Regions from separate parts of the Homo sapiens genome. Here region 1 is linked to region 2. Evidence: chromatin loops called from intact Hi-C (ENCODE). Cell type or tissue: sigmoid colon. All regions are shown on one strand. Links, peaks and the distances in the headings refer to the core of each region. The heading gives the core; the rest is flanking DNA. Region 1 overlaps CHST8 (carbohydrate sulfotransferase 8). Region 2 holds the start of LOC124904693 (a long non-coding RNA gene).

Evidence for each region. Peaks named below come from ENCODE experiments on the same cell type or tissue, not always from the same donor. Only the 100,000 strongest peaks of a DNase experiment are listed, where the experiment ranks them.
Region 1: it touches region 2 in a loop (8-fold over the local background); 4 of 110 quality-filtered maps call a loop at or near these places.

What each region holds. Positions count from the first base shown.
Region 1 is chr19:33,771,764-33,784,233 of GRCh38, reverse strand. It overlaps CHST8 (carbohydrate sulfotransferase 8), which reads right to left. Exons shown (of 5, transcript NM_001127895.2): 5 at 10,728-12,277. The coding sequence ends at 11,171. Among named protein-coding and RNA genes, the nearest start is that of KCTD15, 19 kb to the left of the region's middle. RefSeq lists a silencer at 5,848-6,007. In sigmoid colon, for the core only: CTCF peaks have their summits at 5,847 (motif pointing left) and 6,055 (motif pointing left); a DNase peak (open chromatin) is centred at 6,063; H3K4me3 peaks cover 443 bases; H3K27me3 peaks cover 4,296 bases.
Region 2 is chr19:33,863,729-33,876,198 of GRCh38, reverse strand. LOC124904693 (a long non-coding RNA gene) reads left to right here and starts at 7,169. Exons shown (of 2, transcript XR_007067230.1): 1 at 7,169-7,380; 2 at 7,586-8,175. RefSeq lists an enhancer at 6,429-7,071. In sigmoid colon, for the core only: no CTCF peak of the experiment used is centred there; a DNase peak (open chromatin) is centred at 7,258; H3K4me3 peaks cover 1,449 bases; H3K27ac peaks cover 313 bases.

The DNA of each region.
Region 1 (12,470 bases), core at 2,570-10,569, 92 kb after region 2:
TGGTTGCTTGGTGCCTCTTCCAATGAGTGCTAATGTGAGAGACATCGTCACACTTTGTGCCAAGTCCCATCCACATGACTTCCCCTTGTCTCCTAACTTCTAATCTTTCTCCTTCTAGGCTCCTGACTATCTGGCCAAGCCATCGGCCACTGCCCATGAGTCCATGTATATTCTGAACTCAGGCCATTTCCCTTTTCACCAAAGTGGATGACCGGTGTCTAAAGCTCTACCCACTGGGAGTATTTCACTTTACCACCATCTTTCCAGGCCACTCCTGGGTGGAGCTGTGGTGCACACACCATCCACTGCTGCAGTGCAGACACCATCAGCTTTTATTTTGAATTTTTATTTAAAAAAAAAAAAAGATATGGGGGTCTTGCTGTGTTGCCCAGGCCTGTCTAACTCCTAGCCTCAAGCAATCCTCCTGCCTTGGCCTCCTGAAGTGCTGGGATTACAGATGTGACCACTGTACCCTGGTCACCATCCACTTTTTTTTTTTTTTTTTTTTTTTTTGAGATGGAGTCTCACTCTGTTGCCCAAGCTGGAGTGCAGTGGCACGATCTTGGCTCACTGCAACCTCCACCTCCCGGGTTCAAGTGATTCTTGTACCTCAGCCTGTGGAGTAGCTGGGATTACAGGTATGTGCCACCATGCCTGGCCACCATCCACTTTTTACCTGCTTCTACACAAGCCAACACATCTGTGAAAAAAGCTCTAGCCTTTTCCTCTTTCATTAGCTGATCATGCCCCTCACCATATGGCCTCAGAGGTAAACTGAGGAAGAGGTCTCAGTGCAGCAGTGGGGATCCCAAGGTGCCCAGGCTCCCTGCTCACACAGCTCGCTTGTGTCCTCCCACCCTGCTTGCACTTGATCCTGGGTGTGCCACTTCTATCTTATTATTACTAGTTAGAGACAAGGTCTTACTCTGTCACCCAGGCTAGAGCGCAGTGGTGCAATCACAGCTCATTGCAGCCTCCAACTCCTGGGCTCAAGCAATTCTCCTGCCTCAGCCTCCTGAGTAGCTGGGACTGCAGGTGTGCATCACCAAACCTGGATGATTTTTTACTTTTTGTTTGTAGAAACGTGGTCTCTCTATGTTGCTCAGGCTGGTCTCAAACTCTTGGCCTTAAGCGATCCTCTTGCCTCTGCCTCCCAAAGTGCTGGGATTACAGGTGTGACCACTGCATCTGGCCAACTTCTATCTTTTGATAGGAGGTGCTGAGTCCACTTGGCCTTTTGACTTGGTGGTTCTGACAGGACCCAGTTCATGATGGGCAGCTATGGCTGCAGTTTCATTGAGATCCCACGGTGATATGGTTTGGCTGTGTCTCCACCCAAATCTTATCTTGAATTGTAGTTCCCATAAGCCCCACGTGTCATGGGAGGGATCCACTGGGAGGTAATTGAATCGTGGGGGCGGTTACCCCCGTGCTGTTCTTGTAATAGTGAGTGAGTTCCACAAGATCTGATGGTTTTATAAGACGCTTTTCCTCCTTTGCTCGGCACTTCTCTCTCCTGCTGCCATGTGAAGAAAGACGTGTTTGCTTCCCTTTCTGCCATGATCGTAAGTTTCCTGAAGCATCCCCAGCCATGTGGAACTGTGAGTCGATTAAACCTCTTTCCTTTATAAATCTGGGTGGCAGAGGACCTTGTGGGAGACTCCTCCCACTTCTCTGTGGTCCCAGATCCTCGATGCTCAGCTCTGTTCTGAGCTGGGGGCATAAGGGTGCCATCACCCAGGTCTAGCACAAGGCCTGACACGTGTGACCGCTCTAAGTGTTGGATGGAGATGTGCTGATAGCCTCTTCTATGCGCCGAATGTCCCCTGACAATATTGTGTCCTATGTTGAAATCCTCAACCCCAAAGTGATGGTGTGAGGAGGTGGGGCCTTTTGGTGGTGATTAGGTCCTAAGGGTGGAGCCCTCGTGAATGGGATTAGCACCCTGATAAACGAGGCCCTGGGGAGCTCCTCACCCCTTCTGCCATGAGTTCACAGCAGGAAGAGGGCCCCCTATGAACCAGGAAACCGGCCCTCCCCAGACACTGCATCTGCTGGCGCCTTGATCTCAGCCTCCAGAACTGTGAGAAATTGTTTGTTGTCTGAGTCACCCAGTCTATGGGATTTTTGATGTAGCAGCCCAGACAGACTAAGATGGATGAAGACAGCCCCTCAGCCTCATTCTGGATCCTTCTGGGCATGGAACTTGACCGTAGTACACCCCTCCTTCAATGGTTCCGCTGTTTCCAACACAAAATCCAATCTCCTTATCCCTTATCCAAAATCCAAGGATCTCCCTGACCTGGCGTCTCCCAGTTCCCCCATTCCGTGATCCGCAGATGTCTATGTGGGGCTCACACAGTGTTTGTTCACACTCCCCTGGGCTCAAGCCCACTCCTCCTTCTGGTCCCGATTCATGTCCTGAGAGCCAGCGCTAGGAGGTCGCATGCTCCATCAGTCTTCGGGCACTCAGCGGGGGTCCAGGCCAGGGCCCCCCACCCTCAGCCGTGTTCCTTGGTCACTCTCCAGAGCCTTGGGTCACTCTCCACTGACTGTTAGGCCAGCAATCCTGCCTGCAGATCTACAGAGAGCCGAACCTTGAAAAATGATGACGAGCCCTTCTCCTCGTGTCATTAATCCTCTCATGACCGAGGCATTTCCCCCAGGGTGGGCACAGGCCCAGGGTGACTGATGGCACCTGCCCAGCCTCTTGAGGACTTTGGCCAGTGGGAGGTGTTGACAGCATTTCCCAAGTGAAATGCCACATGGAGATTAATGACCCCCGAGCTGCGGGCTTTGGGTGGGCAAGGCTGGAGCATAGCGGGGCCCCCCAGCCTGCCAGGTCTGTGGAACGCTTCCTGCACCCCAGTCCTCTCAGCCCCTTCCAGGAACAGTGCTGTGGGTTCGCTACCTTTGCCCGGGTTCTCAGGATCTCTCAGAAATGGTTGCCTCAGCTTCACGCCTGAAACCTCAAACACAAATAATTTTCAATTTGCCTTGGAGTTTCAATCCCACAATCCGATGTTAAATAATAGATTAGCTGCCTCAGGGAGAGAAACAGGATTTAAGAAGAAGAAATAACTAAAAGGAAAAGTAAAATTCAGCACATCGGTTTGGAGAGCAAGAATGCAGCCTTCCCTCCCGGCCCAGATTTGCCGACCCCATCTCATCCTCCCAGACGTGGCTCGCTTCCGGGTCTTAGGGGACTGTCATCCACACAGCATGGTCTCCCCAGAGGCAGGCTGGAGGCGTCAGCAGTCCTGGGCTCATCTCCAGCTGGTGCGGCCAGATTGGCAGACTCCGTCTCCCACGCCCCTGCTCTCAGGCCCTGCACGCGGAGGAGGGGGCTGACCTGTAGCCCCAAAACCACCACCCACCAAGGCAGAGAGAGACAGATGGGTGTGGGTGGTCACAGGCAAACTCAGGTAGTCACAGGCAGGTGGATACAGGCTGGAACAGGTGACAGCAGGCAGGTAAGCAGGCAGGTAGCAAGTGTGAACTGATGGAGCCAGAGGCACAGGTACAGGACCACCGTGTCACCAGACCCCAGAGGAGGCTGAAGAGGGTCCCTCTGTGGGGCGTGACTTGTTCACAAGCCCTGGAACCGAGGTCATCTCCATCCAGGAGATTATCATGGTGGGCAGAGGTGAAAGTCATCATCGTGATCCTGGCCACTGCCACCCCTGGCCACAGTTTGCCTGTCACCACAGGAAACCACACCATCTCCAAGGTCACAGGTCCCCAACTCCCGCCTCACTTCCTCCGCAGACCCCAGCGCCTTCTCTCTGCCTATCAGCCCTTCCTGTCTTGATGCCCTTCCTCATCCAGCCTTGTCCTGATTGGGTGACTATTCTCTGTGTCCTTCACTCCTCTGTCACACAGGTCTAGGAGGAGCCCCGCTGTGACCTTGCTTATGCTGCAGCAGGAAGGCATGCTGGTGCCCTGCACATCCATCATAAACTGCAAATGGGTGCAAAGCAATGCCTGAGACACTCCCTCTCTTTCTCCAGAGAGCTTGTCTTTCCCTTGCCCTAGTGACCATTCAATTCCTTCTCTGCTGTCGCAAAACCTCCTACCCCATTGGAACACCAGAGAGCCAGTAAGAACTGTGCACTCATGGGCACACAGAGCCAGGGCCAAACCATCAGGCTCTGAATTCTGGAAGATCCCCATTATAGCTGTGTGGCCTTGGGCAGATTACTTAACCTCTCTGTGTCTCAATGTCTTCATCTGCAAAAAATGGGGAGGATGATAACGGTCTTCCAGGGTTGTAGTGAGGATTAGATAAGCTCTTATATGTGAAACGCTAGCCAGGCGAGGTGGCTTAAGCCTGTAATCCCAGCACTCTGGGAGGCCGAGGCGAGTGAATCACTTGAGGTCGGGAGTTTGAGACCAGCCTGTCCAACATGGTGAAACTCCGTCTCTATTAAAAATACAAAAATTAGCCCGGTGTGGTGGCAGGCCCCTGTGATCCCAGCTACTCGGGGGGCTGAGGCAGGAAAATTTCTTGAACCTAGGAGGCGGAGTTTGCAGTCAGCCGGGATCGCGAGGGGCAGGGTACAAAAAATATGAAATACTTAGAGCAGTACCTGGTAAACCGGTAAATTCCATAGTTACTTATTACTTTAGGTGCCAAGGCAGGAGATGCTAGTGTGATAATGGCTTGGGTTAAATGACAGCCCTGGAGAGGGAGAATGGACATGGATTCAGTATGCCCTTGGGAGGCAGGGCGAAAGGGACGATCCAGGGCTTGTAGGGAAGGCTGAGCCGGGAAGCCGGGAGAGGAGGGGCTTGAGGTGTGAAAGGTGTGCGGCTCAGGTGAGACGTTCAAGTGGAGACACCCGCTGGACGTGCCGACAGCTGGGGGTGAGGCGGCTGGCCATGGGGGTCTACCGATCAGGGCTGCAGGGGCAAATCCGGGAGTCTAGCACAGGGGTGATGGGGAGCTCGCCCAGGGAGTGTGTAGGCAGAAGAGTGCCTGGGATTGCCAGCGTGCGGCAGTGGAAGGTGCCTTGTCAGCGGACTCTGCGGGTGGCAAGATTGGAAGGCAGGCCAGGGTGGGGTCCAGAGTGGAAAAGGAGGTGAAGCCATGGGGGCTGAGGGGTGGGTTCTGCCAGGAAGGAGAGGAGAGAAATGGGCAGGCGCTGCAGGGGCCATCTGGCTACGGCTTCCCCGTTTTTAAAGGTGGGGCATTGACAGCTTGTTTTCTGCTGATGGGAAAGCCTGCTGTGTGTGCAGAGAGGGCGCAGGTGCGCGCGGGAGGTGCTTAAGGAGTAGGCTAAGGGACTGGGATCTGGTGTGTGTGTGTGTGTGTGTGTGTGTGTGTGTGTGTGTGTCGGGGGTGACCTCTGGCCAGTGCAGGAGGGGAAGTGGAGGACAGGGCTCAGCGTGGGAAGTGCATGCACTTGGCTGAGACAGTGAGGGACCTTCCGGTTCTTCCCATTTATTTCAATGCAGCAAGAAGCCCCGTCCTGAGCCGTGCATGTTTCTGTGTGTTTACGTGTGTGTCTGTGTGTCCGCGTGCATCTGGGTCTGTGTGCATGCGTGTGTCTGCATATCTGTCTGGGTGTGTGTTTGTGAGGATGGGTGTCTGTGTGTCTGTGTGTGTGGTTGTGTGTGTCTGTGCGTCTGTGCCTGTGTGTGTGCATGCATTTGTGTTTGCGCGTGTGCGTTCGTGTTGTGGTTGAGGTTGGAGAAGGCCTGACATCACCCTGATGGAGCGTGCAGGACAAGCCCCCGGGGAGGTTGTGGATGTCACTGCTTTAGGGGCGCTGCGGGTGTTTGGGGGCTTAGTGTTAGCACAGGCGGGTCCCCTGGAGCTGGTGGGTTTGAGAGTAACCTCTGGAGGCCGCCCGCAGACAGTGGAGGGGCGGGAGCCCCGTGACCCCATGGTTGGGAGGGCGAGGTGACAGAGGAGCCGACTGCGCGGTGGGGAGGCTGGGGACGCGGGGCGCCCGGGAGCTGGAGCCGCGCGGCCAGAGCGCTGCTGCCACCTGGCGGCCCCGCCGGGGATCCCCAAGCCGCTGCTCGGGAGCGGGGACTTAGCCCCACCTGGCGGCGGAGAACGGCTCTGCGCCTGTGGGTACGAACGCGAGGGAGCCCCTGCCGGCCGCTTGGGCGCAATCCCAGCTCCAACTCCTGCGCTGCACAGCTCTGGCCACGCCTTTCTGTGCCTCAGTCTTCTCACCTATACAGTAGAGCGAGGCATGAGTGGACAGCACCGCTGGGAGAGGGGCACTGGGCAACGCACACGAGGCCACAGCGCAGCACCCAGCACGAGTGACCCCCGACACCTGCACCCCCGACACACTCAGGGTCCCAGTCCCTTGGTCTCCTCTTTAAACACCTCGCGCACGCACCTGCACTTCTCCACGCTCAGCACTCACTGTCCACTTGACTCAGGCTGGCATACCCAGGTGGCGCGGAAGGGTCGCCCAGGCCCGTGACAGGAAGTTGCTCTCTCTGCCCTCTGCCCCTGCCCCCTGCCCCCTTCCCTAGCTTCCAGAGCTCTTGGCACCTCCAGCTGCTCCCCTGCTCCTCCTTTCCTGAGGCCGGCCCAGGGTGAAGGAGAGGCAGGAGGATAGTCCCCTAGTAGCCCCGGCCTGGCCCAGACCCCGGGTCCCCCTCTGCTGCCATCTCCCAACAGAGCCTCTTGTGCAAAGCGTGCCCTGGGCAGTGAGAAGGGCCAACAAGCAGCCAGGCCAGGGCAGTGTGAAGAACCCAGCTCAGGGCTCCCACACCCCCTCCCCGGCCCGGGCAGGGCAGTGGGGCTAACATACAGTCCTCTCCCCACACCCTGCTCCCCGGGGCGCCTGCCTATTCCTCATTCAGGAGTCATGGTACCCATCAGCTGGGAGTCCCCGGAGGTAGGGGCAGTGTTACTTGAGCCCAGACTACCCCACCCCCAACTTTCACCTTTGCCCATTTCTGGATCCCGTGGTTCAACACAGCCTCTTGTGCCCAGCTCTGGGTCCCCTGGGCTTGTAGAGCAGTGGAGGAGTGAGGGACGCCAGCAGGATGTTCGCTGGGTTCACCACGAGTGCTCCCTGAAGAGGAAGGGGCCAAGAAGAGATAGGGGCAGTGAGGTGAGGCCGCCTCCAGGCCTCAGAACCATGGGCTCCACAGGCTCCTGTCCCCCACCAAGGGGCTCAGCCCTGAGGATGAAATTGGCAAACCCTGCCTGAGAGTAGGGGGAGATGATGGGGGACCCCCTGTCCACTGCCTGCCTGACTTTGTCCTGGGCCCCTTGGACAGGCCCTGTATGGGCCACCAAACCCTGTCGAGACAGCAGGGAGGAGGGGGAGCTGGGGGGAGCCAGAACTGCCCGAGTTTCCCACCTGACCATCTGTGTGGACCTTGAATCCTATCTCCCCAGGATACTCAAGGCCTTTGGGGCTCCCAAGCCCCAGGAGGGACCCTAGGCTTTGGGACGTCTGTTCTCGTCACCACTCAGAGAGTGGGGCTCCCATCCAGGAGGTCTCAGCCACTCAAGGGCAGAGGCCTGGCAGGGACTTCCCTGGGGCCGCCCGGAGGGGCCCACAGGGGGACCAAGCTGGGGAGGGCCCTGGGGCTTGGGCTGTTCTTCTCCCAACTCAATGGGCCTCCTTTGCCCCTGGGAGCTGCCAGTGGCCCTTTCTAGGGTCTCTGATCAGTTGGCCCCTTCCAGGTGACATCCACAAAATGGCCAGCGAATGGGCAGGGAGAGACGAGGAGCAGGTGCACGAGATGGTCCTGGAGACGGGCAGGACTCAGACTGCACACAGCCCACACCCGGCATGGACGCGGGCTCACACACAATGCACACCCCTCACTCCAGGAACACACACACACAGACACACACGCTCCCACTGACCCCATAGCACAGGCTAGAAACACACACACACACACACGCTCACACCCACCCCACAGCACAGGCCAGATACCTCCCTCCCCCCACACACACCCACATACTCATTACCCATTTAGCCCACAGCACAGGCCAGACACCCACACAGACACACACCCACGCAGACACACAGACCCACATTACCTGTATGCTCACTCCCATCCACATGATACAGGCCAAACATACACTCACACTGTACAGGCCAGACACACACAGAAACACACATACAGACATACACTTACACCCACCCACCCCACAGCACAGGCCAGACATACACACAGAGACACACACAGACACAAACACACACATGCTCACACCCACCCCACAGCACAGGCCAGAGACACACACACACGTTCACACCCACCCACCCTACAGCACAGGGCAGAAACACACACACACACACAGACATAGACACAGACACACACACACACGCTCATACCCACCCACCCCACATCACAGGCCAGACACACACACCCACATGCTCACACCCGTTTATCCCACAGCACAGGCCAGACATCCACACAAACACACCCACCCACATGATCCATATGCTCACACCCACCCACAGTACAGGCCAAACACACACACTCACAAACACACATGTGGAGAGTATAGGCCAGACACACACATAGACATATACGCGCTCACATCCACCCACCCCACAGCACAGGCCAGACACCCACACAGACACCCAGACACACACACAGACACATGCACACGTGCACACACACATACTTCCCTACCACTGCACTGAGTCGGCTCTTCCTGAGCCCTGTGAGGTTTGGGGCTGGGGTTGGGGGTTGGAGCTGGGTTGGTCTCCAGGCTGGGCCTCTGGCCTTCAGTTGGAGGTCACTCTCAGGGCTGTCAAGTGGTGATCATGGTCACTGCCTGCACCTGTCTTCTGTCATCACCACCTGCAACAAAAGCCCCCCACTGATGGATGCGTTGTGTGTCCACGTCTGTCCAGCTTGAGCCGGCGTTTCTCTGAGAGATGATACAAGTGCATGTGCCTTCTCCCCCGACACACACATGCAGACGCACACACACGCTCACCCAGGGGAGGGGCTGTGTCATCCTCACTGTCTCCAAGCTGCTCCCAGATGCTGTGTCAGCGGAGAGTTCAGGTGTTCCCTGCTGAGCAGATGCCATAGGGGCACTGCCTCTGGCTTCACCAAATGCACCCATGACCAGGGACACTTTCCTGCACATGAACGTGGTCTCACGTTTGAGCACCGGGACCCAGGGCACCTCTTTTTAGGTTGTCCTCAGCCAGGCACTTCCCTGTCTCCTCTCACATGGACCCTGGTCCTGGCCAAGGTGCAGGGCAGCTACTCTGGCTTTCTGGGCCCCTCAGCATCTGCTGTCTCAGCTTCCACGGGTCCCAAGAGTTCCCCAGGCCCTGACCACAGCCTCTTCCCTGCCCCTCTGGGTCACTTCTGTTGGATGGTCCAAGCCGCTTCCAGCTGGAACCCGAGGGAGGTCTCCCTGCTTCTCAGATCTCCTGGATGGATGTTACCCCAAAGGGGCAGGAGGAAGGCTCAGTGCCTTGTTCCCCTTTGCAATGTTCCAGGGTCCAAGATGGAGGCAGAAAAGGAGATGGAGCAGCTCAGGCTGGTGTGAGCCTGGGGAGATTCCAGAAGCACCTCCAACTAGTAATACAGGAGCGCCTCCAACTGAGGATCCAGCAGCTCCTCCACCTGGGGATCAGCAATTCCTCCACTTGGGGATCCAGCATTTCCTCCATCTGGGGATCCAGCAGTTCCTCTACCTGGAGATCCAGCAGTTCCTCTATCTGGGGATCCAGCAGTTCCTCCACCTGGGGATCCGGCAGTTTCTCCACCTGGGAATCAGCAGGGCCTCCACCTGGGGGTCCACCCAGGGATCCAGTGGCACCTCCACGTGGAGAATCAGCAGCATCTCCCCTAGCAAATAGGGACAGACAGAGGGCAGCCTCCTGGGAGGGCCCACAGAGCAACCCACAGAATGACCCAGGAGGGCATGCAGAGGCTCCTGCAGACAGGCTGACAGAGGGCAGAGACTCCAGAGTCAGGCAGCCCTTCCCATCACAAACAAAACCCAAATGCAGCCACACTCATGCCCACACTCAACACTCCAACAAACACCTCCTCCCAGACCTTCCCAGAACCACATTGACTGCTGACACTTCTGGAGCCCTCTCTGGTGTGAACATGTATGCTTTTGGAGAAGTTTCCTCTATGGCTTCTCCTCTCCTCCTCCAGAGCATGTGCATCCTGACAGCCCTGAGGTGGTTTTGTCAGGTGAGTGGGGCCAGGGATCAGGGTGAGTGGGGCCAGGGATCAGGGTGAGTGTCTGCAGATGACAGCCTCAGGCCAGAGTCCTGCTTGGCTCAGAGGTGCAGAAAGCCAGGGACAGCCTTGCTTCCTGCTGGGAGTACCACACCCACCGAGATGCATGCCCCGTGCCCCCTGGCTCCGGCCTCAGCCCTGATTGGCAGCTTGCCTGGAGAGCTGGCTACTGCTCTGGCAGTCCCCAGAGGCCCCTGCAAGGTGCACTGATAAGAAGACACCCCAGGAGGCCCCCATAGGAACAGGCCTATCTTTTCCTTTCAGGATTAATGTGCCAGGACTGAGACGGAAGCACCCCAGTTGACTGGGACCTAGCCTCAGACGCCTGCAGGTCCTGGCTGAGAGCCGCTGGGTCCTCTGTGCTCTTCTCCCAGGAAGCTGCTCCTGAACTGGACTTCTCTGCAGTGGGGCCTGCAGCACCTGGCTCAAGCTGCCCCGGGAAGGCAGAAAGAGCCCCAGAAAGCCCAGCCCAGGGTCCACGTGCTCCCACGCCACCACAGAGTACACACCGCTGCTCTGGAAACCATGTGCTTTATTTGGAACCTTAATCCAAGGGAACCTCCCCCCTGGCTCGTAGAAAAGCTGCAAACCACGTGGTTTGGTCCAAGGCAATGGCTAAGGGAGTGCGGGACATCCCTTACCGCTGGGCCCCCCGTCCTCTGGGCCTCAGACTTCCCTGCTCATCAAAACTGTCGGCTGAGCTCCAGGGGTGTCTGCCCAGTTCTCAGCCTCTCCCTCAGCCAAGGAATGAGGAAACAGGTACAGGCCAGGGGCTGGGGTCCCCATCCAAGGCTGGGCGCCTCTGCCCCCCACCCGGGGCCTGCTGCCTCCCACAGCGATGGCTCCTCACGTCCTCAGAGCCCTGTTGCTCCCAGGATGAGGAGCCAGGGACAGGAGGATGCCCGGGAGCACAGGTGAGTGACCGGGGCAGGGCGGCCCCGGCCAGCTGCGGCGCCCCTCAGTACAGATCTGCAAAGGGCTTGGAATAGTTGAACATCAGGTAATCCATGTAGTAGAAGTCGTAGGTGCGCTGCCTTTGCAGGGCCGAGAGTTGGGCGAAGTACTGGTGGGCGATCCTCGCTGTGGTCCGCGCCTCCTGCGAGTGCCGGTCCTTGAACCGGGGGAAGGTCAGGTTCCGCGGCGCGCGGATGAGGCTCAGGAAGAAGTTGGCATCGTCCTCCATGCTCTCGAACTTGCCTACGAAATCGTAGTCGATGAGGCAGGGGCTGCAGAGCCGGCTGACATGGTCCCAGTGAATGTCCATCCCCACGGGCCGGTGCACGTCCAGCAGGTACTGGACGAACTCGGGAAAACGCACCCCAGAGCCGGTCCGCAGGGCCTCCCGAGAGGCATTGGCGCGGTACCGGGCCAGGATGGCCTTGCCGAAGACCGGGTGATAGTAGCTGTTGGGGTGCTCAAACTTGTCGCGGAAGGCGGACACCAGCCTCTCGAAGGGCTCGCGGACAAAGAGCATCTTGGTGTAGGTGCTGAGACGGTGCAAGATACCCTGGCGGTCGAAGGTGTCCAGGCGCTTGAGAGCGCTGCCATAGTGGACGGTGTTGTGCTGGATGTCGGCAGTGGACGAGGCCAGGCCGGCCAGCACCATGAGCACCCGCTTCCAATTGGAGCAGCCGGCCTTGGGCACCTCGCAGTAGAGCACGCGGTGGCGGTCCTCCACGAAGATACGGGACACGTGGCGGGGCGTGACGGCCCGGCGGCTGCTGCTCGCCCGGTACTTGGCGCAGGCCTCCTGCATCACCCGCTTGCGCTCCTGCTGGCTCCGGTGCAGGCTGACCCAGCGGCCATCCAGCGTCCCGGGTCCCGGCCGGATGAAGGGCGCGTCCGAGCTGTTGGCCGGGATGGTCGCCGCAGCTGGCATTTTCTTGATGAGCAGACGGCGACGGCGCTGGCGGAGCCGCAGACGGGTTCCCCTCTGCAGCGGGGGTTGAGGCTGGTCAGGCGCTGGCAGGTTGCGGCCCCTCGGGGCCCCACTGGATAAGTCCCGAGTGACCCTCTCTGTGGGTTCCTTCAAGTCACCATCCTGGGAGCCGCCTGGTGGGAGGTCCTGGGGCAAGAAGAGAAGTGGTTATCTGAGTGGAAAGGACAGCTGGGCACTGAGGGCCACACAGGTCAGGCTCTCACCACGGCTGGGGTTCCTGTCCCTCTCAGGTGAGGGAGACAGGCTGACTCTGTAGGTGAGACCCCTCCGGTCTGAGCCCTGGCCCGGCACCCAAAGGCCTCCCTCCCGCTGAGGTGTA
Region 2 (12,470 bases), core at 2,300-10,299:
ACCTCCTGGGGTGGTCTTTTGGGGAATATTGTTTCTCCCACAAGTGGAGAATGCCTTTTCTGGAGTTCAGGCCACTAGCCCCCTTCCTAGGCTTTACCGGTGGTGGGGACATGGTAGCCCCTCTAACCTGCAGGGACCACAGGGAATCGGTGTGAGTTCTCAATGGGGAAGAGGCGGGTGCAGCCCCCTCCTCTGCCATTGGGGTCTTTGTGACAATTCCAAACCCCAAATGGAAAATGGGTCCTATTCAGAAGATAAGGGGAAGCTGACCCCTTTCCCCTCTCTCTTATATTGGACATTCTTGTCTCTCTCATACCCCTTGGCAGCTATCGACCTAAAAGGTTTCTGGAACCTTCTTCAAGTTCTCTGGGCATAGAGAGGGAGTTTGGGAGGGGGATGTTTTTAAACCACTGACTCCTGTTATTTCTGTTGAAGGGCACGCTGACATAGCCTCCTTGTGTCTCTCTGGTTTTTCATTAGACAAAGCAAAGCACTGGGGCATTTTTCCTGTTTGTGTGACCCCACGGAGAGCTGTGGGATGACCCCCCCAGGCAGAAAAAGTCACTGACCGGTGTCTGAAATCTGAGGATGTCGGTGGCCTGAGGCTGGGCGCGTAGGTCTACTCCAAACAACGGTGCATTCTCGATCAAGCAATTTGAATAATTTAATTTTTTTCCTCTGAATGTGAGCATGTATAAAATGTTAATTTCGTCAACAAGTGGAGAAAATGCCACAGTGAATCTGTTCTCAGATGGGATACCTGCTATGTGGAGAAGCCTGTTGAGAGGGCCGTGAACATCATCATGGTTTATTAGCTGCACAGGCTTTTCCCTTTGTTTCTATTCATTTAATTCAAAGCGAAACAACTCAGCATGCAAAACTAAAATTAGCTGGGAAAAAAAAAAGGTGTAAGTGAATAAACAGGCTGATCCATTAGAGTCGATGGGTTATGGGCTCCCTTGCCACTCCTCAGACAGCGGCCTATTAAAAGTGGTAATGTCCGCTGCCAGCAACACCCCCGGCAGAGAAAGAAGGCCGAGGCAGGCCTATTTCACATGCATCAGACACAAGAATTAAATAGACCAATGTTCCCTAAAAGACTGAAGTACATCTCTTTCTGACGTTCATTTCAGGCAAAAATTCATTGATCTCAGTATGTCCCTTGGCAATTATAAAATATTAAATCCAAGTCACACTTTTCTAGTTGGCTTAATTTTTTCTCTTTTCACAGCTTTCTATTTGATCAATTTTAACAAGTCAGGAATAGCATCTAATAATAAAAAAAAAGTGCAGAGTTTTAAAAGTTTGTTCTTTTGACATTCTTTCCTTTTTATTTTGTTTTGGGTTTGCATTAAGTTTGCGTTATAGAAAATGTCTTGGATGCTATTTTAACAAACAGAACATGAGAGAGCCAGAAGTTTCTTTATTGAGAATGATATTCATTAGTAGGCATTCAATGATAAAGACACAGCCTGATTTTAAAGATTTCCTTTTTTTTTTTTTTTTTTGCACATGTCTAAACAGCCTTCTTATTGTTTTGTAGTCATTAATGTTCTCCCATTCCAAAACTACCATGTGGTTTAAGCTAGGAGTATCAGATAGGGCTAGAGGTTTGCCTGCGCTCCACTGAGACTTACAAAAGATGCATATCCCTTTTCCCTATTTTTCTGCATATGTAATTTTTTAGCGTTTGAAGTTTGTTAATTCAGAATATAACATAAATGCTAGCATAGACACACACGATAAAAATGCAGAATTTGGGGAGCCTATTTTCATTAGAATATCAATACGGGAATTATCTGGGGAAAATGTTGCATAATACTAACTTTACACTCCACTTCTCCTTGCCGTAAATTAGACAAACATTCTCCAAAAGTTATACATTTATTTTTGTAAGATATAGAATCATCCCATATGAAATAATAAATTCTGAAATAATAAAATCTGTGATTTCCTCCCTATTTTAGGTTTTCCCGTGAGAACAGTGATATTCATTAATTGTCTACCATGTACTGATGCCTGATGCCTTCATTAATTTCTTTTCTTTTTTCTTTTTCTTTTTTTTTTTTTGAGACGGGGTCTGGTTCTGTAACCCAGGCTTGAGTGCAATGGCATGATCTCAGCTCACTGCAACCTCCTTCTCCTGGGCTCAAGCCATCCTCCCACCTCAGCCTCCCAAGTAGTTGGGACTACAGGCACATGCCACCATACCCAGCTAATTTTTGTATTTTTGGTAGAGATATGGTTTCGCCATGTTGCCCAGGCTGGTCTCAAACTCCTGGGCTTAAACCATCCTCTCTCCTCAGCCTCCCAAAGTGTTGGGATTACAGGCTAAATGTTTTATTTATATTCTTTCATTTAATGGATCACAAACCCATGAGGTCATAGTATAGTCTCCACTTTTCAGATAAGAAGTCCAAGGGGCTCACACTCACCCAGTCACTACCCTCCTTGGCCAACAAGGCCAGCCCTTTTGGGGTTTGTGTGCAGCAGGATTGGAAACAAAGGGGAGGGAGGGAAGGTCAGGGTCAAGAGGGAGAGACCTGGGAAGAGTGCTGCGGAGTGTTGAAAAGACCAGCAACTGCAGCCTTCCAGACAAGAGGCAGGAGAGAAGGGACAGGTTTAAGATGCAGCACTTGTGATCTTGTATCTCCTTCAGAGTGTTTGAGAAATGGCAGGATTGAACTTGTCTGACTTTGAAATTACATTTAAGCTGATGGATTCAGGTTCTTTGTCTGAGACACTGACCTGAGACTGGACCACATGGGTGACAGCTTTATAAGCACTAAGGTTGTTCTGAATGGCCAATTATAAACAATGTTTCCAAGAGAATTCCAAATCAAGACTGAGCATGGGGACACAAAAGCTCTAAGCCCGGTGGCTCTGGGCTCTCAATAGGCCTTGCCTGGGTCTCTAAAGAAGCCTCAGGTGTTTTTATCTGCATGCTCTTTGTGGCTGCCATTGTCATTCTCCTTCTATTTCTGTTCTTCCTTCATGTCCAGACCTCTTCCTCTTTCTCACCATGTAGCAGTCATGAGTTATATTTTTCTTTCTGAGGGGAAAAGAATTTGGCCCTTTCAGATGATTCGTGCCCTCAGGGCCCAAAATGTGCTGTAAGCCATCCGTCACATCTGCTTGTGGGACCCTAAGGCTATGGCCAGGAGTGTGTACCACTGTGATGAAGCCATCTACCTCTGGGCATCCCACAGTGGTGTCCCCTCTCTGAGTCACCAGCTCCCTTTAGGGTCTGCCCCTTCATCTGCCTGCTGGGACCTCTTCTACCATTCCGGCACCTAGAACATGGCTTTTCATGGAATCAGTGTCCAGGAAAGATCTGTTGCACAGAAGCATGGATGAATGGATAAATGGGTAGGAGGATAAATGGGTGGATGGGTGGGTGGATGGGTGGATGGGTGGATGGATGGATGGGTGGGTGGATGGATGGAAGGATGGATGGATGGGTGGGTGGATGGGTGGATGGGTGGATGGATGGATGGGTGGGTGGATGGATGGACGGATGGATGGATGGATGGATGGATGAGTAGGTGGATGGGTGGGTAGGTGGATGGATGGGTAGGTGAATGGATGGGTGAGTGGGTGGTTGAGTGGATGGGTGGATGGGCAAATGAGTGGATGGATGGGTGGGTGGGTGGATGGATGGATGGGTGGGTGGATGGATGGATGGATGGATGGATGGATGAGTAGGTGGATGGGTGGGTAGGTGGATGGATGGGTAGGTGGATGGATGGGTAGGTGAGTGGATGGGTGAGTGGGTGGTTCAGTGGAATGACTGGATGGGCAAATGAGTGGATGGATGGGTGGGTGGGTAGGTGGGTGAATGGGTGGATGGATGGGTGGGTAGGTGGATGGATAAATAGAGCAGTGAATGAGTGGACAGGTAAATGGGTGGATGGGTGGGCAGGTGGGTAGGTGGGCAATATAGTTTTGCTGTGTCCCCACCCAAATCTCATTTTGAATTGTAGTTCCCATAATCCCCACCTGTCATGGGAGGGACCCAATGGGAGGCAATTGAATCATGGGGGCGGTTACCCCCATGCTGTTCTTGTGATAGTGAGTGAGTTCTCACGGGATCTGATGGTTTTATAAGGGTTTTTCCCCTGCTTGCTTGGCAGTTTTCTCTCCTGCTGCCTTGTAAAGAAGGACATATTTGCTTCCCCTCCCGCCATGATTGTAAGTTTCCTGAGGCCTTCCCAGCCAAGCAGAACTGTGAGTCAATTAAATCTCTTTTCTTTTTAAATTACCCAGTCTCAGGTATTTCTTCATTGCAGCATAAGAATGGACTGATACAGTGGGTGAATGGGTGGGTGGATATGTGAATGGGTGGATGGATGGGTGGGTGGGTAGGTGGATAGACGAATGGACGGATGGATAGGTAGATGGGTGGGTAGGTGGGTGGGAGGAAGAATGGGTGGATGGGTGGGTGGATGGATGAACAGACTGGAGGGTGGTCACCAGTATCTTATAAATTCCTGTTAAGAACTAAATATGCTGCACCTCCGAGGAACATAGCATTTTTGAAAGACCTAAGAAGACTACTTTGCACAGAGAAATGTGACCCAAAATCAAGGTTTCTCAAGGTGTGCTCTTCTGACTACCTGTTTTGAGAATCACCTGAGTTGAAGCTGGGCACAGTGGCTCACGTCTGTAATCCTAACACTCTGGGAGGCTGAGGCAGGCGGATAACCTGAGGTCAGGAGTTTGAGACCAGCCTGGCCAACATGGCGAAACCTTGTCTTTACTAAAAATACAAAAATTAGCCAGGTGTGGTGGTGGGCACCTGTAATCCCAGCTACTTAGGAGGCTGAGGCAAAGATAATTGCTTGAACCTGGGAGGTAGAGGCTGTAGTGAGCCGAGATCATGCCACTGCACTTTAGCCTGGGTGACAGAGCAAGACTCTGTCTCCAAAATAAAAAAAATAAAAAGAGAGAGAGAGAGAGAGAATCACCTGAGTTCCCTATTCATTTGAGTCCATGAGCTCTGCCCCAGCACCGCAGACCTACTGAATCAGAAATGTACATTTTCAATAGGCACCCCAGTTAACTCTTGTGCATTCCACTGTTTGAGATCATTGCTTTTCTACAGGTAAGCTTTCAGGAGTTAGGCAGGCTGGTATATTGGAGATGGGGTAGAAAGTCTTACTTGATCTTGGCAGCTGAGACGTTTTTGCTGTCTGCATTAGCCATGGCAGCCCCAGGATCCAGCCCAGCCCTCCTCAACATGAGGTTGAGGATGGGTGGATGGATGGATGGGTGAATGGGTGGGTGGGTAGGTAGATGGGTGGGTATGTGGATGGATGGGTGGGTGGATGGATGGATGGGTGAATGTGTGGGTAGGTAGGTAGATGGGTGGGTATGTGGATGGATGGGTGGGTGGATGGATGGATGGGTGAATGTGTGGGTAGGTAGGTAGATGGGTGGGTATGTGGATGGATGGGTGGATGGATGGATGGATGGATAGATGGATGGATGATTGAGTAGATGGATGGATGGGTAGGTGGATGGGTGGGTAGGTGGATGCCACCAGGCAGAGGCTATGCTCTCACAGCCCCCACCCAATTCTACCCAAAGCAGGATTACTCTTCACACCCTGGAAGCAGGGTGCGTCTTTGCAGCTTTATCTTGCCCCCACCCTCCACTCCACTGCCACCCACAGCCAGCTCCATGTGTCCCAGGGACCCTTGAGGAGAAAGTCCTCCAACCTCTTTGGGTCTGCAGTTTGTGCACAAAGGCTAACTACAAGACTATCCAATTCCCCCCAGGAAGGGGCCCTAGGTTCCTAAGTGGAACCTCAGTTAGCTCATCTGTAAAATGGGGGTAAAAATAACAACCTCTTTGCTTTGTTCAGCAGAGGGCAGCTTGGTTGTTCCAGACACCTCATGAATGTGAGTGCCTTGTGCAAGCCTAAAAATGCACAAACATAAAGGTATAGATGCACACATGCACATTTTAACCTTGAGTCTTGAAGTACCTCTGGGGTGATTTCCTTCCTCCATTGGTGGAGCTGGGGCAAGGCTGTCCTCCTCCCCAAATCCAAACCTTTGTGTGCCTTAAAGGAAAAATGTGTCTCTTGGAGCTCAGTGTGCCATAAAATTTTGCAGAACCTTTGAGAGTTACAGCATCTCCCACAATTCTGTTTACATATTTGATTTTCTTGTTGTATTAGGAATTTGATCAGGTTTGTGATCATCGTACCCAAGTACCTATAAGCTACAGCAGCGACCTGTGTCTATGAATGAGCTGTCTTGCAGGTGTTTGTATTCAATGCATATTCCAAGTGGCCAAAACCCTGTATACATTCCCCATCCCATGTTAACATCATGTTTTTTTTTGCCGAACATAACATGTTTCTGGAAATTCCCAAATCTTTTGCGCTGAAACTCAACAATATTATCAGTCAAATGGTTCTGTGTAAAGAACCCTTTGGTGAACTTGATTTCCCTCTAAGGATATACTCATTTTGAAGGTCATGGTGGTGACTTGCCAGGGCGGTGACCTGAGAATAACCTTTCTTTGCTACCTGTGTTTCTGCTCCGTGGTGTTAGCATTTGGAAGTCTCTTTCCCTTCGAGTTTCCACAGCTAAATAAGTTGCAGCCCCTTCAGCTATACTCATAAAAATTTGCTTCCAGACAACATGGTCTGTTTATTGTGTAATAATCGAAATGGCACTAAATTGCCATGATTGCTGAACACTTAGGAATTGTATTAACCTCTTAAGTGCTAAGTGGTTCTCTGTCATCTTTCAGCTCAGATATGTGGCGAAAACGTTTCTGTCCCTGTGCTTCCCTCACCCCATGTCCTCAGGCCCAAGTTGTGCCCTAGTATCCGGCTGGACTCCGCTTGTACCCTGCTAACCAGAAGAGTGTCCTTCCTGGTTTTGTGGCAGAGATGGGAAGCTGTCCCCAGCAGGGCACCCTGAGAGGCTGGATCGGCCAGTATTGGCCCACAAGGCCCCGATTCTGTCCCCTGGTTTCAGCTGTGTTGTGCCTTTTGATGACAGTCGCTTTATAGCTTGGTTTGAGAACAGATTCTCCAGAGCGGTGGGGGTAGCTGGCTGTTCTGCTGAAGCCACTTTCTTGGAGAAGCTGCTCCTAGAGGTGCCAGTCCGGCTGCCCTGCAGGAAGCTGGGTTGCAGTGGCGTCCCTGGGCCCTGCCCACACTGCTCCTGCGAGCGGCAGGCCCGGGAAGGAAGAGTTAACCAGAAATGGAGCGGCACCGCTCCCGGGCAGGCAGCGTCGCTGCAGAACAGAGCAGCGTTCGTGCTAAGGCAAGTCATTTCCCGAAACACTGCAGACACACGGCCTCAGGCAGCCTAAAACCTTTGGAGACCAAAATGGCTCGCAGGGGTTGGAAGTAATAAGGTGTTTTTCCCTTCTTTCTCCTTCACTGAAATTCTGCGAGGTTGCTCTGCATTTGCTGGGGAACAATGGTGTTGTTTTTGTGTTTTCTATGGGTATTAAGATCCATTACGCTGTGACATTTTTAAGATTGGTTATCCTGTAGTTTGGTGTTAAATTGAAGTTGTTTGTTTTGAATTTAATTCTTTCATTTTTCAAATGGAAAAAGGCAGCTCTGCGGTGTGCGGTGTGGCTGGTTTACTGAAGTGTGCCTGGAACTCGCTTTTCAGCAGATCCCTTTGCCATCCCAGGAACCTCAGCAGAATTAGCCACGAAAGAACATGACCTATTTCCCTATTGGAAAGTCTGTCAGGATCCTTGGAGACGGCTTTCAAAACTGGGGACTGGGGGTCGTCTCCATTGTGTCTCGAGAGAAACAGGAGAGGAGCTGGTTTTTAACAGAATGTTATACATCCAATCTGCTATGCTTAATGCAGCCTGGATATAATTATTACTACTCTCTGTTTACGACAGCAGCCGAATCAGCTTCCATCCAACAAATGGCCCAGCAGCAGTGGGCCAGCCGCCGCCGAAATGACATCTGTTAATTCTTTGTCAAATACCCCCTCGGTCTCCCTTTCTCCCAAACAGCTCTGTGGTTAATTACGACTTGGGCGTCTGACACAGTCTTTCGAGTGGAGAGACAAGCTTAAGGGCAGGGAGAAATTTGGCTTCAAGAAATTCCCTTCTTTCTCTCTCTTAAAAAAAAAAAAGCCGTAGCAAATTGTTTAAAATAAACATTCATTCGTGGCACCAGAATAGGTTGTTGGAATATGTTTTGATTAAGCCCCAAGATTACAGCGTTACTGTATAGCGTTGTGTCGAGAGCCCCAGTCCTTCACGGAAAAAAGAATCACATCAAATCTTTGTAAAGCCATAAAAAAGTTTCCATCAGGAGAACATGGGCAGCCGTTGTGACCCTTGGCCATGTGAGCCAGGGACCTAGTACATGTTTGTGCTGCCATTATCAACTGAGTGAATGGTGAAAGGCAGTTTCATCTTAATTGGTCACTGGAAGTTGAAAAGACCAATCTCATAAACCAAAATGTATGCCCAGCCCAATTAAAGAGGTGCTTTACTTTAAAAAAACAAAACAAAACAAAACAAAACAAAAACCTTTTTAACTTTTTTTTTAAACTGTTTTAAATTTTTTATGTTTTGGCTGGGCTCGGTAGCTCACACCTGTAATCCTAGCACTTTGGGAGGCTGCAATGGGCAGATTGCCTGAGCTCTGGAGTTCAAGACCAACCGGGGCAACATGGCAAAACCTCATATCTACTAAAAATACAAAAAATTAGTTGGGCCTGGTGGCACATGCCTGTAATCCCAGCTACTGGAGAGGCTGAGGGACAAGAATCGCTTGAATCTGGGAGGCAGAGGTTGCAGTGAGCCAAGATTGCACCACTTCACTCCAGCCTGAGCGACAAAGTGAAACTCTGTCTCAAAAAAAAAAAAAAAAAATATGTTTTGTAGAGATGGGGGTCTCACTATGTTGCCCAGGCTGGTCTTAAACTCCTGGCCTCAAGCAATTCTCATGCTTCGGCTTCCCAAAGTGCAGAGGTTACAGAAGAGGTGCTCTACTGTTGTGTTGGCCAGATTTCCTCCCTGGAGCCTGTGTGTAGTGGCCAGCATCTGCTACTGGACCTGTGTATCTGGGCGCCTCCCTACCTTCAACTCCCATCCTGCCCTCCCTCCACAGCAGGAGCTGTGGAGTCCTAGGCCTTCACTTTGGCCTCCTCCTCTGGAGGTACCCGCAAGCACAGGACTGATATTTGTGGACCTAGTGTTCCAGCCCTCTGTTGCCTGCCTGCTCGCCGACCCTGGGTTCTCACTAAGTGTCTCTGCCATGCAAGTGCCTGTTGGCTTCTCAGGTGGGGTTCACCAAAGGTTTGGCCAGGAGATACCCCCATAGGACCAGAACCACTCAGACCTGGCATGGATGTCCATCTTTGAAAAATGCAGGACGTCCTCCCTGCCTTTGCCCATCTGTGGAGCCGGCCATGCCCCAGGAGGGTCTCCCAAGCCCTTCCCAGCATCAAGGAAGCTCCTGATGGCTGCATCCTGGCTGCACAGCTGAGCTCTTGTCTTGAGACAAAGGGGAGTATCTTGCAGCCTGGGAAATTCCAAAGCTTTCCAGGTAAGACCCCAGAGACCCCCATACTCGGCCTTTGGCAGAGGCAGCCCCGAGAATCCTGCCCAGTCACAGACATGAACAAGAGCTATTCTCTGGTTAGCAGGCAGCAATGGAAACTCATTCCATTCTGACCTTCTCAGATACTATTTTCAACTTCTTTGCCATTTCTGATAGAAATACATTAGTGCATTTCAGAAACCCCATAATCTGCCCAGATTCCTTCTTTCCAGCAGCATCTTTTGAGATGCCACCCAGATGGGCTCTGAGGGCTGCTCCTGGTCCTTCCCAGCAGAGGGGGTCTCAATTCTTTTTTTTTGAAACGGAGTCTCACTCTGTCACCCAGGCTGGAGTGCAGTGGTGTGATCTCAGCTCACTGCATCCACCTCCTGGGTTCAAGTGATTCTCATGCCTCAGTAGTTGTGATTGCAGGCATGCACCAACCATGCCTGACTTTTTTTTGTATTTTTAGTAGAGACAGGGTTTCACCATGTTGGTCAGGCTGTTTTCGAACTCCTGACCTCAAGTGATCTGCTCGCCTCAGCCTCCCGAACTGCTGGGATTACAGATGTGAGCCACTGAGCCTGGCCTGAATTCAATTCTTAGAAGTCACAAGGGGGCATGGAGTCTCTGAGGGTCCCAGATGTACGCTGCTTATATAGACACTCTGGAGCTGCCCCAGGCATTGATTTCTACAAATATCAGGTGATATGGTTTGGGTGTGTGTCCCCTCCAAACCTCATGTTGAAATGTGATCCCCAGTGTTGGAGTGGGGGCCTGATGGGAGGTGTTTGGGTCATGGGGATGGATTCCTCATGAATGGCTTGGTGAATGAGTGAATTCTCGCTCTGAGTTCCTGCGAGATCTGGCTGTTTAAAAGAGCCTGGCACCTCTCTCCCCTCTCTCTTGCTCCCTCTCTTGCCATGTGACACACAGCTCCCTTTTTCCTTCTGCCATGAGTGGAAGCTTCCTGAGGCCCCACCAGAAGCAGGTGCTGATGCCATGCTTCTTGTACAGCCTGCAGATCTGTGAGGCAAATAAACCTCTTTTCTTTATCAGTTACCCAGGTCTCAGGTCTTCCTTTTTAGCGACACAAAAATGGGCTAGAACAAACCAGGAGTTCTAAGGTGCCCTCTGGCCAGCATCTTCTCTTAAGTCCGTCCAGCACCGCAGCAGAGAGGATACGTTACAGAGTCGCCACGCAGGTCAAGTGCTGTTTCACTGTCAGTTTCCTCTCCTGTAAGATGGGAGGGATGTCGGCACCTCTTCCACAGGGCTCGGGCAAGGACGAGACAATTTATGGGAAGCCCTTAGCATGGTGCCTAGGACACAGATAACATTCGTTGTGCATTATCATTTTTTTTCTTCTGTTTTTAATTTTCAAAGACAGGGTCTCATTCTGTTGCCCAGGCTGGTGTGATCATAGCTCACTGCAGCCTTCAACTCCTGGGCTCAAGTGATCCTCCTGCCTCAGCCTCCTGAGTAGTTGGGAGTACAGGTGTGCACCACCATGCCTGGCTAATTTTTAAAAATTTTTTGTAGATACAGAATCTCACTATGTTGCTCAGGCTGGTTCTGAATTCCTGGGCTCAAGCAATCCTCCTGCATTGTTCTTTGCTTGGGAATCCAGCCTAGTCCAAGCGGACAATGAGTTGTGGAGTGGAGGGAATGACTCTAGAAGGAAAGAGAAGTGTCATTTCTGCATGGACCAGTGCACCAGGATCCTGACTCGTAGGACACCAGAAGGGTCCTAGGCCCTGAATCAAAGTCAGACATTTCAGTTCTATGCTCCAGTGCTGTATCTCTGGTCTCAGTTCTGAATAAACCTGTGTGAGACAGGTCCTTCTAGCTTTTCTCATTTTCAGCAATCAATCCCTCCAAATAATATACATAATTTGATTCAAAATAAGATATGTGACAGGCACACACTTGGGAGAGAATACTGAAATGAACATACTGGTTTTGCTCCCTGCTGGCTTCTTGCCAGTGGGGTGTGGCTGTGAGACAAGCTTCCTAAACTCACCTCATATGCAGCCAGGCGCTCAGGCGAGATCGTAGGTGGTCCTGTGCCCCATCTCAGAGCCCTGCTCCTGGCTCATCCTGGCTTCCACCCTGTAGACAGCATCTCCCCCAACTCCACATGCTTGGATAAACTGCCTTATGTCACCACTGTGTGCCCCAGAGTTTGGGTCTGTATCTGAGGAAGGGAGGGAAAGGAACTGATTAGAAGTCAAAGCCCCCTTGACCAGGTGTGGTGGCTCACACCTGTCATCCCAACACTCTGGGAGGCCATGGTGGGCAGATCACTTGAGGTCAGGGGTTTGAGACCAGCCTGGCCAACATGGCAATACCCTGTCTTCACTAAAAATACCAAAAAAAAAAAAAAAAAAAGGTAGCTGGGTCAGGCGCTGTGGCTTACACCTGTAATCCTAACACTGGGAGGCTGAGGTGGGTGGATCACTTGAGATCAGGAGTTCAAGACCAGCCTGGCCAATATGGTGAAACCTTATCTCTACTAAAAATACAAAAATTTAGCCAGGTATGATGGCATGCACCTGTACCTCAGCCACTCGGGAGGCTGAGGCAGGAGAATCACTTGAACCCAGAAGGTGGAGGTTGCAGTGAGCCGAGATTGCGCCACTGCCCTCCAACCTGGGGACAGAGCGAGACTCTGTCTCAAAAAAAAAAAAAAATTATCCAGGCATGGTGGCGGACACCTGTAGTGCTGGCTACTTGGGAGGCTGAGGCAGGAGAATTGTTTGAACCTGGGAGATGGAGGTTGCAGTGAGCCAAGATCATGCCACTGCACTTCAGCCTGGGCGACAGACTGAGTGAGACTCCATTGCAAAAAAAAAAAAAAAGTCAAACCCCCTCATGCACCAACCCTACCCCAAGCCCATGCCCACTGTGTCCACTGGCCTCC